2 separate regions of the Homo sapiens genome follow, and region 1 is linked to region 2. A link is a loop called in an ENCODE intact Hi-C map of the cell type or tissue named here. Cell type or tissue: heart right ventricle. All regions are shown on one strand. Each heading gives the region's core, and the rest is flanking DNA. Links, peaks and the distances in the headings are about the cores only.

Region 1 (8,341 bases), core at 311-8,310, 280 kb after region 2:
CTGCCAGGTGACGTTGGGAGAAGAATATGTTTTGTGGCTTGAGGTGTGAATCTTGTGACTGTCATATTCCATCCTGCCTGAGGCTGTGCCCCAAGGGGGCTGTGCCCGGAGATGGAGAGGCTGGGCAAAGCTGCTTCCCAGGCCTTAGATCTTTGTCCAGGTGTTGCGCGTGGCTGTGGTAGGTGGGAGGGCTGAGCGGGCCAGCCACTTTTTGCTGGATTTACTGGGGACTCACTCCCATACCCAAGGGCAGATTGGCTATAGAGAGGTGGTTTGCTCACTGCCAACCAAACCTGCTCTCTGAAAGCAGAGCTTTGTCTTTTTCTGCTTTATGACCTCAGCTTTGGAGAAGGCTTTGGCTCCCCAAGTGTGGCCCAAAAACTTGGATGATGATGCACGGGGTAGAAGGCAACAAACGAGCTGCCCTTGGTGGCAGTGACCTGAGCTGGGTCCACTCCTTGGGCTTGGGTGATGAATACAAAAAGTCAGCCAAGACCATCCTGCTGATAGGGAAAGAAGGACTCATGATAACCCTGTACCAGGTACTGCCACACAGACTTTCTCCTTCAATCCTCTGCAAACTTGTGAAACTCTTATCTGTTTTACAGATACAAAAACTGCAGCTCAGAAAGGGCAAATGGTCTGTCCAAAGGTACCCAGTTTAGAAGTGACCCACTGGAATTTGAACCCTAGGTCTGTTGAACTCTGAAATTTATGATGTTTTGTTTTGTCTTGTTGTTTTTTTTTTTTTTTTTCCCACTTCACCACTCTTTATATCTGCAGAGTGCAGTAGGGAGTAGGTGGAGGTGGGATGAATACCATGATAGGCCCCCGTGAACCCAAATCTGTGGCTTGATGGACTCCAGGGAAGAATGTATAGCTAGTCCCATCCTTGTCTGATCTTGGCAGATGCTTCAGTGAGGTTATAGAAAGCTAATTCCACTTCCCAGTGCTCCATTTGAACATGTGCTCCTATGCTCAGCTGGTTTTAGGTGTGGCTTTGGTTTCTGAGCAGAAACTCTCTTTCCATGAAATAATGACATCCTTAAGGTGTTGTGCTTTGCTTGTCGTTCAGAGAAGACAGCACTTCCAGGAAATGCACTATACAATATGGATGGATCCCCTGTCCAGAGAGGAAACCAGGCGCACCCTTCACTACAGGAAAGAACTTGCTCCCTGACCTGCCAGCCAGGTGGAATTTCATTTCTTTGTGCTCTCGGGATCTGGTGCTTTGAAGAACTGGCTTCATTAGCCACTAACAGAGATGCACTTGTCAAAACATCAGCAACTGACTTTTTTGTGTGTGCTTAAGAGATCACAGATATTTTTGTACTGGTGCTATCAGAGGTTGGAAGGATTGCTATAGCTACATGTTCTTGCCCCTCTCTCTAAGGTCTATGGCAATGAGTAGCAATGATAATAATTATGATAGTGATAATAGCAAACCATTCACTATATGTTTTGTGCTGGGCACTGTAGTAAGTTCATTTTATGTTCAAAACAACCTTCTGAAGTATGTGTCATTTAGGATTCATTTGACTGCAAGTGGCAGAAACCCAATTTCAATGGTTTAACCAATGGAGGGATTTATTTTTCTCATGTAATAGGAAGTCCAGCTGTAAGCACTTCAGAGTGAGTATGCAGGCCCCATGGTGCCATCAAGAACCCAGTCTCTTTTGCTGGAGGCTTGCTTCCTCATGTATGCAGCATAGCTGTTCTATTTTGTGCTTCACAACTAATTTTTAGGCAGGAAGTATTTGAAAGAAGGGAGAAGCTAAGTAGCACAAACTGACAAGGTGAATGCAAGCTGGATGTGTGCCCTCTAACAGGCTTTCTCAGAAACTCCAGCTGGTACCTCCACTTGCAGCTCCTTGTCCAGAACTGTGTTGCATGACCACATCTAGCTGCAAGGAAGTTGGGTAATCCAAGAGCATTTAAGTGAGCCCCTTGTTAGTAAGAAAGAAAGGAGAACTAGCTATTGGTTCCATAACCAGTCATGCCTAGCTTAAGTAGTTAATGTTTGTTCAAAATTTACAGACAAAGAAAGTGAAATTGGAGAAGTTAAGTATTTACCAAAGGCTATCTAGCTAGGGAGTGATGGAGCCCAGATCCGAATCCAGGTATGTCTGACTCCAAAGCTACATTCCTAAATGCTGTTTAGAATTTGTTCCTGATGGTTGGTGGTGTTTGGGCTGTACAACGGAGGACTTAAGGGGGCTCTCTTATGGGACAGGAGGGAGAATTGACTTTTCAGCTTCTTGAGAATAGTGCTAAGATCATTGTATAAAAGATATGGAAGGCAGATTTTGGTACAAGGTAAGGAAGTGATTATTCACAATTAGTAATTAACTGGTCTATGGGCTGTGTAGCTAACTCTATGACCAGGAGCATTTACATAGCTCAGAGGAGATTCCTTAACTGACTGGGAGTTTGGGCCTATTGTAAGTTCAAGATTCTAGGTCCATGAAACAAAAGTGGCTGAGATAGAATCATCATGATGAAAAGAGGGCTTTTGGTTTCTGCATAGGTGCTTCCTGATTTGTCAGTTAGAGTGACCATATAATTAATTTATGGTCCAAACTGGGGCATTTTTTTAGAGTAAAAAAAAGATTTATTAGTAATTATGCTGGGACAACAGGCAAACACCAGAATCATCATGGACCGAGTGGAAGCCACAGCTACCCCAGCCATGGGCTCCTGATGGATAATGGAATGGGGAGACCTGGGCTTCATAGGAACTGACAGCTGGGTAAACATCCAGAAAAGACAGACACCCCCAAGGCAGACCTTCCCAGTTCCATAGGCTAAACCTCCCAAGAGGCCCTGTCTGTGATGGGCTTCGGTGACAGACGTTAAAATCTGATGGGCAGGGACAATGAGTGACTACTGAAAACGTATGTCTGACACAGCCCCTCAGGCCCTGAGTCTCCCTTAGTGTGACTCATTTTCAGAGACACTGAGCTTAGGTAACGCCATGTGTCTTACTGAGTCATGAACCCAGCCCATTCTAGGCTGGGAAGGCAACTGGATTTTACATCCCCTGATATCCTTCTCAGCTTTTAAAAACTGCTCTTCTGATTTGCTCCATGACCTTGGGCAAGTCACAACCACTCTGTGGTTTGGCTTCTCCTTTAGTGGAAATAAAATGGAAATAATAGTTATGCAAGAGGAAAAAATTGATTCAAGAGCTTCCAATGAAAGTTGCCGCATACAGCCAAGTGATATTATTATTTTCATGACAGTTATTAGCAGAGCTGCTTCTTGTCCCATCCCCTCTCATTAGGCCACAGGGCATGGAATAAACACAGGTTTGGCCAGTGACTGGTATTTGATGATGTTGGCACCAGAGATGAAGGGGAGGAATTTCTCTCTGGCTTGTGTTTCACTATTAACCTCCTTTTGCCTGGATCTCAATGCCTGCTAGTATGGAAACTGGAAATCTGTGAGAATCTCAGCTATTTGTCTCATAGCAGAGGCAGCCTATTCAGAAAACCATTTAATAATGATGCCATTACAATATTGTCTTTTTTCTTTCCTTAATTCCTTTATTCAATAAATATTGATTGGGCATGTCTGTGTGCCAGGTTCTGTTTCCCAAGGATAGAGCAAGAGGCATAATGACAGCATTAAGCTTTTCAATGTTTGTTGAATCAAGGAATTTATAAGATGTGAAGTTTGGAGAGCTGATCTCCTGCTGCAAACTTGCATCTCTCTCGTCTATCCTGATCCCTGAGAGATATTTCTAAAAGCAAAATTGCTCTTGTTACCCATTTCCTAAAGGAGCAAAACTGAATTTCTTTTTTTTCTGTATTATTATACTTTAAGTTCTAGGGTACACGTGCACAACATGCAGGTTTGTTACATATGCATATATGTGCCATGTTGGTGTGCTGCACCCATTAACTCGTCATTTACATTAGGTATATCTCCTAATGCTATCCCTCCCCACTTCCCCCACCCCAGAACAGGCCCCGGTGTGTGATGTCCCCCTTCCTGTGTCGAAGTGTTCTCATTGTTCATTTCCCACCTATGAGTGAGAACATGCGATGGCAAAACTGAATTTCTTAATATGGCACAGAAGAACCTTCAGGGTTGGCCTCTGATCACCGTTTTGTCTCTTCTCTCACTGAGCCCCTTTTTGGACTACAAGTTTCAGCTATTACGACTTCCCTACAGGTTCCTGAATATTCAGCTCTTTCATATCTCTAGGCCAGAGGGCGGCAGACATTTACTTGTAAACGGCCAGATAGTTAATATTTTTGGTTTCCTGGGTCATGTGGTCTCTGTTGCAACTACTCAATGCTGCTATTGTAGTGTGAAAGCAGCCATGGAAAAAATATAAATGCATGAGCATGGCTCTGCCCAAATAAAACTTTATTTACAAAAACAGGCAGCAGATGGGATTTGGTCCACAGGCTGTAGTTTGTTGATCTCTGCTTTAGGCTTTTGCTCATTCTGTGGTCTTTTACTTGTCTACGTTAAACTCCTTTCATCTGACCAACGCCCATTCAATTGTCACCTCAAGTCTGAGATCTTGCCACACTACCCTGGGTAGAACTGGTCACGCATACCACTGTGTTCTGTACACACCACCCTGACAAGTAACAGAAAATTAAAGCTGTGTTTTCTCCCATAACCATATTATAAGCTTTATTTATTCATTCATTCACACATGCATATATTCACAGATCCATTCATTTAACAACATTTAACAACCACCCACTATGGGGCAGAGCTGATGACTTTTTAGTCTTTGCACAACACCCAGTGAAAGTATAACACATAAAACTTGCTTAATACATGCTTGTGAAGAAAAGGAGATAGAACTCAATAAAAAAAAGTCCACTGCCAAAGATACATCTGCATCTTTGTTGTAAGTGCTCAGAGGTGGGAAGTTGTCTTTATTGATTATGAAGCCTCTCCACTGTGTGGAGGGGTTTGGTCAGTTAATTGTATTTGGAACTTTTCTTTTAAGGTTTCTGTCATCCGGCCTGGAATAGTTTGGTGGCTCCCACCTGTTGTCCATTCTTATCCCTTTTCCTAGAACTCAGGGTCCTGTTTTCTGGTGACATCTTATGGCAGTACTAAGAGTAGTAGCACCAACTTCTAAACTCCCATCGGGGCAGGTAACTGACTTACGTGAGTTTGAGGTTTACCAATATAGTGCAGTGTGTTTCTTGTTTTTACTGTTATTTTTAAGTAGGAGATCTGTTTTTTCCATTGCTCCCTGAGAAAATAGGGCTATCTGAGCTAAAGAGCTTAACCAGCTCGCAGCATGGGGATAGTGAAATAGCTTCCTTGCAGACTCTGAATCTTTTGTTTGTTTGTTTTTAATGTCCAGTCTCTGGCTCTTTTAGAGCAATTTAAAGGTAAATGTAAATATGAAGCTTCTTGATTACTCATATTACAGAAATGATTTCATGGTTTTATGAGCCAAAAAATATTTTAAGTAGGGCTTAAATCATTTTCTTAAATTTACAACCCATTCTAAATGTAAACAGAATTATATTTAATTGGTTGTCACCAATGGAACCAAAATGACTTCATTTGGTTTCAACCTGGTCAGATATAGATTTTCAATGGTTACCAGGAAGGAAATGTGTTTATAATCAGAGGCAGAGAAAAGGAAATGGTTATAGCTGGTTACAAAACAAGCATAAAACCTCCACACTGTTTCTCATGTTACAAGAGCAAATAGGAAAGAAGCCACAAATGGGGATGGTAGCACAGAGTGTGTGTTGGGTAAACACTAGAGAAACGGGAGAATGTTCTGGGTCTCTGCTTTTTTCATTATAGAAAGGCAGCAAGGGAAGCCGCTGAACAGAGTACAAGGCTGTCTGCTTACTAACTCACCCTCACAGGTAATAGAAAATCAAATTCAAGTTCCATTGTGCCCAGGGGCTCTTCACTGATACATCAGTAATGTGCCTGCCCTGACACTTTAAGACTGGTTACTCTTATGAGGAAACTAAGGCAAGAAGAAACTAAGGCAGAGGAGGTGGGGAGTGGAGCAGGGTCACAAACTGACCTTTGGTTACAAAAGAAAAACAAGACAGTGTTACTAACTGACCAGGGCCATGAAAGGTAGTAAACACAGCCAGGGCAAAGTAGAGAGCGTGCAAGCTAACCCCATTGCGACAAATACTCACACAATTTGGTGATACGAAATTTCTAGCAAGTTCCTCATTGAGTAAGCTGTTGTCACAAGTATATTTTGAATGGGTTCATAACAATGTGTATGTGCTTTAGGTGGGCAAGACAGGGGCAAATGAGTTTCATGAATAAATGTGCTACTTGCTTGCCTGAGGTATTAAACTTTAAAATAAAATGCTATCTTCACTCTGTTTCTGGCACGAACAAATACTTTACTTTTGGCAGTTCTCATCAAAAGTTAAGTGTCACCATTTGGCAATGTCTATCAGAATGAAAACTCACATATCCTCTGATTCTGTAATTCCACTTTAAGGAATTGATTCTGTAGTCCTAGTCATACATATGTGCAAAAGTATGTTTGTGGAAGTAAAAAACTGAAAACCACCATTATGTCTATTCAGAAGAGGCTGGGTAAATTATGGGACACTCATATTATGAAATATAGTGCAGCTGTACAGATTTGCAGCAAACTTCACAATATCTGTTAAGTTTCACTGAAGAATGTTAGAGTATATGTAAGGAAGGGGAGGGGAATACACACACACAATACACACACACACACACACACACACACACGCGCACACACACACACACACACACACACTAGGGCAGGGGGCCCCAATCCCCAGGCAGCAGACTGGTACTGGTCCATGGCCTATTAAGAACCAGGCCGTACAGCAGAAGGTAATAGGTAAGCGAATGAGCTCTGCCTCCTGTCAGATTAGCGGGCATTAGATTCTTATGGGAGTGTGAACCCTGTTGGGAACTGCCCATGTGAGGGGTCCAGGTTGTGCACTCCTTATGAGAATCTAATTAATGCCTGATGATCTGAGGTGGAACAGTTTCATCCCAAAACTGCCCTCCACCCATGCTGGTCCGTGGAAAAATGGTGTTCCACGAAACTGGTCCCTGGTGACAAAAACGTTGGTGACTGCTGCATTAGGGGACTTCAAAAAGTTTATGGAAAAAATTAAAAGATAAAAATAAAAATATAAAATTATTTCTCAACATAAGCTCCATCAAGTTCAAGACACTTTTGTAAGCAGTGATGGCCATTTAGTGCATCCCTAAAGAACTGAGGGTCCTGGGAATTTAACCATATCAATGTAATCTTTTTTACCTTATTAACTGAAGAAAAATGGGTATTCTTTAAATATTTCTTAAGATTAGAAAACAAAAAGTCAGAAGGAGTCAAATCAGGATTGTACGTTGGATGTCTAAGGATTTCCCACTGAAACTCACAAAATCGTCCTCGTTTGATGAGACGAATGAACAGGAGTATTGTCACGGTGGAGAAGGACTCTCCGGTGAAGCTTTCCTTGGATTTTTTCTGCTAAAGTTTTGGCTTTCTCAAAACACCCTCATAAGAAGCAGATGTTATCATTCTTTGGCCTTCCAGAAAGTCAACAGCAAAATGCTTTGAGAATCTTCAAAAATTGTTACCATGACCTTTGCTCTTGACCAGTCTGCTTTTTCTTTGACTGAACCCTTTCCACCTCCTGGTAGCCATTGCTCTGATTGGGCTTCATCTTCAGGATCATACTGGTAATGCCGTGTTTCATCTCCTATTACAATCCTTAAATGAAATGCTTCAGGATCTCGATCCCACTTCTTTAAAAATTCCATTGAAAGCTCTGCTCTTGTCTGCAGCTGATCTGAGTGCAGTGGTTTTGTTACCTATCCAGTGAAAAGTTTGTTCAACTTTAATTTGTCATTCAGAATTGTGTAAGCTGAACCAATTGAGATGTCTATGGTGTTGGCTATAATTAGACTTATGCTTATTATGTTTATAATTAGGTTTATGTTCCTAACTGTCAGTCCTCTTTAATTGGGGCACAAACAATATTATTATTATTATTATTTTGAGACAGGGTCTTGTTCTGTTGCCCAGGTTGGAGAGCAGTAGCACAATAGTGGTTCTCTGCAGGCTGACCTCTGAGGCTCAGGTGATCCTCCCACCTCAGCCTCCCAAGTAACTGGGACTACGGGCCTGTGCCACCACACTCGGCTAATTTTTAAATTTTTTGTAGAGATGGGGGTCTCACTATGTTGCCCAGGTTGGTTTCAAACTCCTGGGCTCAAGTGATCCTCGCACCTTGGCCTCCCAAAGTGTTGGGATTATACGCATGAGCCAACAATACTAACTTTTTCCTCCAAAATGTATGCGAATGGTCTGCTGCTGTGGGCT
Region 2 (8,341 bases), core at 219-8,218:
CAACCAACAGAAGCCAGCTTTGGCTAGTTTAAGCAGAAATGATATTAAGAGTTATTAGTTACCTCACACATTCTTCAGGAGGGCCAAAGAAAAGAGGGAGCCAGGAACAAACTTCAGAATCACATCACGATGATTTCAGTGCTCACACTGTGTGCAACACATTCTACAGTGTGTGCGGTGTGATTATTGATGTCAAGCGCAGAATGCTACCACTAGAACTCTGCTGCTGTCTTAGTGGTAACTACTGCAGTTCTCTCCAGAATGGGTTATTTCTTTGCTTGTGATGCGCAAGAAGTGCTGGATGCATACTACCAACCTCATTTTGCCCTAAATGCTTCCAGGCAGTCCTTTTGTGTGACCACGGGTAAGTTTTTCTTTTTCTACAAGTTACTTAAAATTTTTACAATTTTCTTATCTCCCAGCTCCAACATTATACTAAAGAGTGGGAGCTAAAGGAACATATGAATGAGTGGGGGAATTTTTAACATTGTTTAATAGTTAACATAGACAAATGACTAAAATTACACATAAGGGCCTGAAATGAATTACCAACTTGAAAAAAACAAGTAAAATTTTATGAAAGAAAAAACCCACAATCTACATCATTTTTTACATAAAAGCTGGATCAAAGAAAAAAACCAAGTTCACTGGTTTTTGCTAATAAATCTTATTATTTTAGTGTTCACCACATAAAACAGGCTTTTAAAAAATTTCCCTAATTTTAATTCAAGATGAATACAGAAGAACATTTCCTACCTCACCTACTAAGTTATATACCCACTCCCAGAACCTAAAATATGCAATAGGTTTGTTAATAGTGCCTCGAGGACCATGGCACACAGCAGTCCCAATGAACTGTGTTACTAAGCTAGGTCCTTTCTTTTCATTCAGCATTCTGAGACATCTCTGTCAAATCATTCCTGAGATAACAGAGTTCATTAAGATAGACAGCTACATTATTTAAATCACTAAAGTCTTATTTTTATTTTTTGAGCTGGTGCTAAGAAAAGTTCAGGCAATGAAGTGTTATGTCATTCATCAAATCAGGAACCATAGAAAATGGAGATGCTTGACTGCCACGAGTCTACTAATTATAGTGCTGAATATTCAAAGGACATTTTTACCACCAAGAACTTCATGAGTGTTTTATGAAGGAATAGTTGACACCATCTTTAGCTGTGATGCCAATATTTGGAAATCTTTGAAAAAACAAAGAGGGAAAAAAGATGGAGACGAGGTTTTTAATCTTTCCAGAAAACTTTAAAAATGTCTTTAGAAATAAACAAGAACATAATAGCCCTGTAATCTGGTTCTGCTCTTCATATATTAATAGTATCCTAACTCACACCTCCTGTACCTTAAGACCTTGACTACTCACAATGAAATAAACTGCTGGATGCCAAGAAGTTTTACTCTTCCTTCCAGTTATTTAATACCACAATGCCATGAACAAAATAGCAATGAGTAAACATTTGTAAGTAAATTTATATTTCAAAGTCACGAAACATTTTAGAGCATGTTGATCTCATGCACTATCAAAGATAGGCAAAATGGTTTACCATCTGATAATTCCAAGTCAAAATAGTATATACCAATTTTTCAATCAAATCAGTTTTTTTCCTATTTTTATCTTAATAAGACTATACTTTTCTGGTTACCAGTTCAAAAAGAAAAAAAAATTTATGACATTATGGCTTAAATTTACCTTTTTCATGAAGCACCACTTCACGATTATGAAGGGTTGAAAATAGCCCTTTTAACTCCCGTGCTGTTTACTGTCCCTGCCAAACATTAGACATTTACTGCTTATGTAGTTAATTGTCTTTATTGTATACCATCAAGATTAGGAAACATGGGCCGGGCCCGGCAGATCACGAGGTCAGGAGATCGAGACCATCCTGGCTAACACGGTGAAACTCCGTCTCTACTAAAAATACAAAAAATTTAGCTGGGCGAGGTGGTGGGTGCCTGTAGTCCCAGCTACTCTGGAGGCTGAGGCAGGAGAATGGTGTGAACCCGGGAGGTGGAGCTTGCAGTGAGCTGAGATTGTATCACTGCACTCCAGCCTGGGTGACAGAGTGAGAATCTGTCCCCCCAGCCCCCCCAAAAAAAAAAGAAAGAAAAAGATTAAGAAACACATCCTGAAACCAGACTGAATAGAGCCCAGCAGCTTGGATTTGAATCTTCACTCTGTCATTCACTAGCTTTGGTCGATTACTCTTTGTTTCTCAGTTGTAAAATGAGTATGAGGATTAAATGAGCTAATACATATGTAGCACTTAAGTCAGTATTTGGCATAGTTTGTTCTTAACTGTTACCCGAGATTTTCTTTTATTGATTCTCTGTATATCTGGGACAGTGCTTGATAATTGCATGTGGTCCCTGCTTTTATGGGGCTTACAGACTGGTGGGGAGGAAAATATACACAGACTATAATACAACCTGATGTGTTTAGTGGGCAGAAGAATTGGGGAGGCAAGATAGACAAGAAATAAAGGAATTCAGCTTAACAGTTTTTCTTCTTGGTGGGACAATTTGTTAGTAGGATTATTCTGATTTTTGTCCATTGTCATTGTCAGTGATTGGAATAATCTTAAATGCTGTTCCTGAGATGGAATTTACCAATGAACACAGCAGATACAGTATTCCTCATCAGCTCTGGGTGGTACCTAAGCATTGCAGATGTTCGTTCACCAAGCAAGCATTTATTTAGAATTTACCACCATTTACTAGCTGGGGTTCCTCTCTTCAAATAGTTTAGGGTCTGAGAAGTAAACCAGCAGTTATTGTGCGTAGTTACAGTAAGTGGAGAGGTGGTAATGAACAGGAAACTGGAAGTACAAGGGAGAAACTTTTAGACTAATTCAGACCTGAGATACATTCTGATGTATCTCAGATTATATATACTTTGACTTTCAGAAGTCCCTCCAGCTCCCAAGTCTCCATTCCTTTTCACTGAGCTTCACAGAAATATTGATCTGGTCTAGGTTTGAGGGAAAAAATTAGGATGTAGAGATTTCTAGCCCAAGTCATCTGGCCCCATCTGTTCATTATTACTTCAAGTGGAATAGAGAGTACTTACCTATTTGTTACCTATCAACCCATAAATAAAGCTTTTCCCAAAAAAGGAATACTCTGGTCTAAAGTACTCTGAGATTTAGTCTTTGGTACGCAGAATCTTAGAAATAGATTTTTCTTCCGTTTTTCCTTCTCTGAATCTGCCACCTAAGAAATTTTGAGATTTAAATATGTGGGAGTAGAAGGGAAAAGAAAGAACAAGGGAGGGGTGTGTCTTGAGAATCATTATTCTCCATTTGACTTTAGGATAGGCATTTTCAGGAAATTCTCATGGACCCAGTTAGCTTATCTGGGGGAGTCTAAGTGGTTAGGAGCAAGATAGGCACAAGAGGTGAAAGCAGAAAGGGAATACAAAATTGTCTTAGCTTTGCTTGGTTTGCTTTTATTAGTTTTCTTAAGCTATTTTCATTTTATTTACTGTTGGAATCTATAGGTCTTTTTCAAGGACGTGTTTAGGTAGGTGCTAACTTTGGTTTGGTTTTACCAAAGCAAGGAGTGATCATATAATGTAAGTTTAAAAAGCTTAGCAAACTTGGGTACAGTAACTTTTAAGAGCATCAGTTTTTTCATTTGCAAAGGAAAGGTGGTGAAATAAGTAGATGATGTCTTATGTCCACTAGGGGGTAGTGTGTACTGTAAAAATTAAAATAGTTCCTCAGTGAACTCTTTACTTCATCATTCAGTTAGCTTGTTTGAATTAATTTTTGTTCATTTAATGTGTTTTGAAATTGCCATAAATTTTTTTCAAACACAATCTTGTGAGTGTAGCAAACAGCAACTGTTGTTACATGCATTTCTGTTATTAGTGATGTCAAATGTTCTGACATTACTTTTTTTTTTTTTTGAGACGGAGTTTCACTCTTGTTGCCCAGGCTGAAGTGCAGTGGCACGATCTCGGCTCACTGCAACCTCCGTCTCCCAGGTTCAAGTGATTCTCCTGCCTCAGCCTCCCGAGTAGCTGGGATTACAGGCATGCAGCACGAGGCCTGGCTAATTTTATATTTTTAGTAGAGACAGGGTTTCTCCATGTTGGTCTCGAACTCCTGACCTCAGGTGATCTGCCCGCCTCGGCCTCCCAAAGTGCTGGGATTATAGGCATGAGACACCACGCCCGGCCTGACATTACTTTTTGTATAGAATTTTTTGAGGGGAAAATAGTGATGCTTTAAAGTTTCTGTACAAAATTTTACCTATTATATGAAATAAATTAAATTATTCATAATGACCAGGCAGTAACATTATAACATGATTGTCTTGTGTTTCACTCTCCAGACTAATTTGGGAGCCACTAATCATTCCATGTGGCTGTTGAGTAGTTGAAATATGACTAGTTTAAATTAACATGTGCTACAAGTGTAATTTGCACAGTGGGCATTGAAGGCTATGATAAAAGATAAAATACATCATTAATTTCATACTGATTTCATGTTGAAATAATATTTTGAATACATTTTTAGATAAAATATATTAAAATTAATTTTACTTGTTTCTTTTTACTTTTTTATTTGGCTACTAGAAAATTTTTAAATACTTACGTGGCTTGTATTATATTTCTGTTGGATAGCAGTGCTGTGGAGAAAAGTACTCATCAGCCATTTTTATCTTAGTGTATCTCTAGGTGGCCTTATGATTTGTAAGGAAGTAGTGTAATGGGGAGCTTGAGCAAAACTTTGGTTCTATTTCTAATCCCAGCTAGAAAATAGGCAGTCAGTTTTACTATAATGAGACATTATATGTTTCTAAGAATGTTATGTTATACAAAATCATGTAGTAAAATTCACAGGGCTTACAGATAAAATGAAGCAAGGGGTATGCACTTGAAAATGTCCATTGATGATAATTAACTTTTTGTTTTGTTTTGTTTTGTTTTTAAGAGACAAGGTCTCACTATCGCCCAGGCTGGGGTGCAGTGGTATGATCACAGCTAACTGTAACCTTGAACTCCTGGGCTCAGGCAGTACTCCCACCTCAACCTCCCAAGTACGCTAGGACTATAGTCATATGCCAGCATGCCCAGCTAATTTTTTTAGTTTTTTGGTTTGCAGAGATGGGGTCTTGCTATGTTGCCCAGGCTGGTGGTAACATTTTTTAAATGCTCACTTATTGGGCCAAGTGTGGTGGCTCACGTCTGTCATCCCATTGCTTTGGGAGGCCAGGGCGGGAAGATTGCTTGAGGCAGGAGACCAGCCTGGGCAACATAGAGAAACCCATCTCTACAAAAAAAGTGATAAATAAAAATGCCCACTTATATATATAGAGGGTGAACTTGCAGATTCTCATAAGTAACTTACAGTTGTGTACATAATGAAGAATTGACTTGCTTTATTAGTGATCCCAAAAAAGGAGCCCGTTTGTTTTATCTTACAAATTTTTCATAATTTTTTTCTTTATTTAAATTTTTTTTCTATAACACACAACTTTGTCCAGAACCCTGTTTGTTAATATTTTAGAATCGCTTAAAGATGTAGTGACAGGTTGGAGTTTACAGAGTAGGTATCATTGAAGCATCACTCAGTTTTTTAACACTTATTTTTCAGTAATGAAATTGGCAGTTACTGAGTTATCAGACAGCTCTTGTTTGAGATGAGCTAAAAGATCTACAGTTGATATTACTGGTCATATATTGCAATTTTGTGTTTCAGAGAATATTCTAAAAAACCTAATCACTGTAGACAGGATGCACTGGGATATAGATAGTTACTAACTGGACCAACTTTTCTCACACACAAATTAGCACTTTTTCTAAGAATACTGTTTATTACCCCAAAATTTTACTGTACATACTCCAATCATTGCCTTGCAGAAGAGCATCTAAGACCTGTCATTGCTTCGTACTGAGCACAAATTATTTTTCAACTTAAAAATAAGAGTCCTGGTTAATAGAGATAGGTTGACAGAATGTCAGTTGTTATAATTGACTAACTACAGTATAGTTTACAGTAGTGTGAGTCTAGGGTTTGCTCTTCAAGACCCAGTAGATCTGTTGATAATTAGATCAATTTGATGTGATATTTGATTCCTTTTAAAAATATTTGTAGCATTAACTATTGTATGCGTTCTATAAGATGAGATACCTTCCTTTAGACTTAATTTTGTGGACATTTAAATCCATACCCTATTCCTTTACCAACTTACCTGTCTATTTTAGTAACTAACTTCCTGAACATAGTCTACATTAACTAATTTCCTGAACATAGTCTACAGTGCTTTCTATTATGCATGGCCCTAAACTCACTTCTGTTTGGGATTCAATCCTTGGACTGCTTTTAAACATAATAGAATCACAAAATTCATTTAAGGGTTATTCTGTTTTTCTGTAAACAACTATGGCCTTCCTATGTGATCTCATTTGTCAACTTTTTTTTTTTTTTTTTTTTGGTAGTGATGGGGTCTCACTATGCTTGCCCAGCTTGGTCTGGAACTCCTAGCCTCAAGTGATTCCCCTGCCTGCCTCAGCCTCCCAAAGTGCAGGGATTACAGGTGTGAACCATGGCATCCCACCTGCAATGTAAATTATTTGTGCCAAAAGATAGATAAGGCCGGGCGTGGTGCCTCACGCTTACAATCCCAGCACTTTGGGAGGCTGAGGCGGGCAGATCACTTTAAGTCAGGAGTTCGAGACCTGCCTGGCTAACATGGTGAAACCCTGTCTCTGCTAAAAATACAAAAATTAGCCAGGTGCTCACTTGGACCCAGGAGGCAGAGGTTGCAGTGAGCCAAGATCGTGCCACTGCACTGCAGCCTGGGCAAGAGAGCGAGACTTGTCTCAAAAAAAAAAAAAAAGATAGATAAGTGAAACAGTAGGAATTTTAGCCCTTTACTTCTTCACTTAAAGAAATCATACTGTACTCTGTCTTTCCACCAAAGAATAGTGTAAAACCAGAAGGTATTTTAGTTAGTCATGTGTTGAATAGTGGCCGGAAAGATTTTATTTCCTAGCCAGTTTTTGCCTTTTTAGGAAAAAAGTTGACATCAGTTTCTGTGGTTGAGACTTTTTCAGATGCTGCCATTTCAGACTTGTTTCATTTAGTTTGGATTTTATTCCTTTTTTCCCCTCCCACAGTTTATGCTGTGGGTTTGTTAGGGAAACCAACAGTTTAGTGAAATAATTATGCATGTTTTTGTGTCAGTCCATTAGAACTTGAGAGCAGCATATATTATAAGGACTATTTCAAAATGTTTTCTACACACGAAAGCTTATTTTAGAATGTGTTCCAATTAAATCTAGGCTTGATCAGGTCACATGATGTGCTTAATATGTACATTCTTTACAAAGAATATCTGATTTTGAGGGTGAACTGAAGATGAGAAAGTAAATGCCATACCTATCTCTGCCACTGTGTATTGAGAGTGATTTTGAAGCTATTTTGGGATACGCTTTTGGAGGCCTTTCTGTAGCTTTTTATAGTAGATACAGAGCTGCTACTACTTTGTGTAACTGGTGAGTGGTGGATTGGGACTCTTGGGCCCTGGCTTTCTTTTTTTTCCAGTCACCCAATTTATGGCTTTCTAAAAACATGAAGACCTGGGGTAAAATTAAAGGATGGAGGTGAGGAGAGCCCAGAATTCAAGGAATTTTACCATCCAGTTATTTTCTCATTTTTCTACTCCTGCTATTCATCCCTAATATCTTAACTTTTTTCCTAAAAAATGAAGACCAGCCTCTTTTGTTCTGGTCACATGTTAAAGGACTTCCCAAGGTCAGAGGCTTCATTATTGCCTCTTGAGCTTTTTAATACTCTAAAAATGTTTTAGTTTGAACCTAAAGAACATGTCAGTTTCTCACTTGCTCTTACATCGCCATGATCAAAACAAAAAACTAGTCTTAAAATACCAGAGACATTACCTAAAATGGCCATGGGTTTAATTAACACATTTTGGGGAAGCATTTGATTTGTATTTACATCTTATGACTATTTCAGTATATTACTGTGCTGAGAGAGAAGTTATTTGTTGTTGTTGTTTTTAACGTATGCCCTGTAGCTTGTGGAATGAAACAGTTTATGATGTATTTTTTTTTAGGTGAAGGCAGTGTAAATAAAATGTTCTCATTTATTGTTTTTCATACCTAAAAGCTTATTTAAATATGAACATTTTTCTGGTTAAAAATAAATATAAGTAGAAGTTAGACTATTTTTCCCCATACCTGAGTGGCTCCTTTTGTTTTCCTTCCATAATGTGCACATCCTGCCTTGAAAATAACCCTGCCTTAATGATGTTAACGATGAAATTCTGATCGTTTATTTCCCTCTTTTCATAACAT

What was found. Hi-C counts contacts between places; a loop is a spot of excess contacts. Peaks named below come from ENCODE experiments on the same cell type or tissue, not always from the same donor. Only the 100,000 strongest peaks of a DNase experiment are listed, where the experiment ranks them.
Region 1: it touches region 2 in a loop (2.6-fold over the local background); 3 of 110 quality-filtered maps call a loop at or near these places.

What each region holds. Positions count from the first base shown.
Region 1 is chr12:93,132,827-93,141,167 of GRCh38, reverse strand. All of the region lies in intron 3 of LOC643339 (a long non-coding RNA gene), which reads left to right. Among named protein-coding and RNA genes, the nearest start is that of LINC02412, 37 kb to the left of the region's middle. RefSeq lists an enhancer at 5,708-5,777. In heart right ventricle, for the core only: no CTCF peak of the experiment used is centred there; no DNase peak of the experiment used is centred there; H3K27ac peaks cover 1,726 bases.
Region 2 is chr12:93,414,972-93,423,312 of GRCh38, reverse strand. All of the region lies in intron 1 of UBE2N (ubiquitin conjugating enzyme E2 N), which reads left to right. Among named protein-coding and RNA genes, the nearest start is that of UBE2N, 23 kb to the left of the region's middle. In heart right ventricle, for the core only: CTCF peaks have their summits at 3,692 (motif pointing right) and 3,702 (motif pointing right); no DNase peak of the experiment used is centred there; H3K27ac peaks cover 3,155 bases.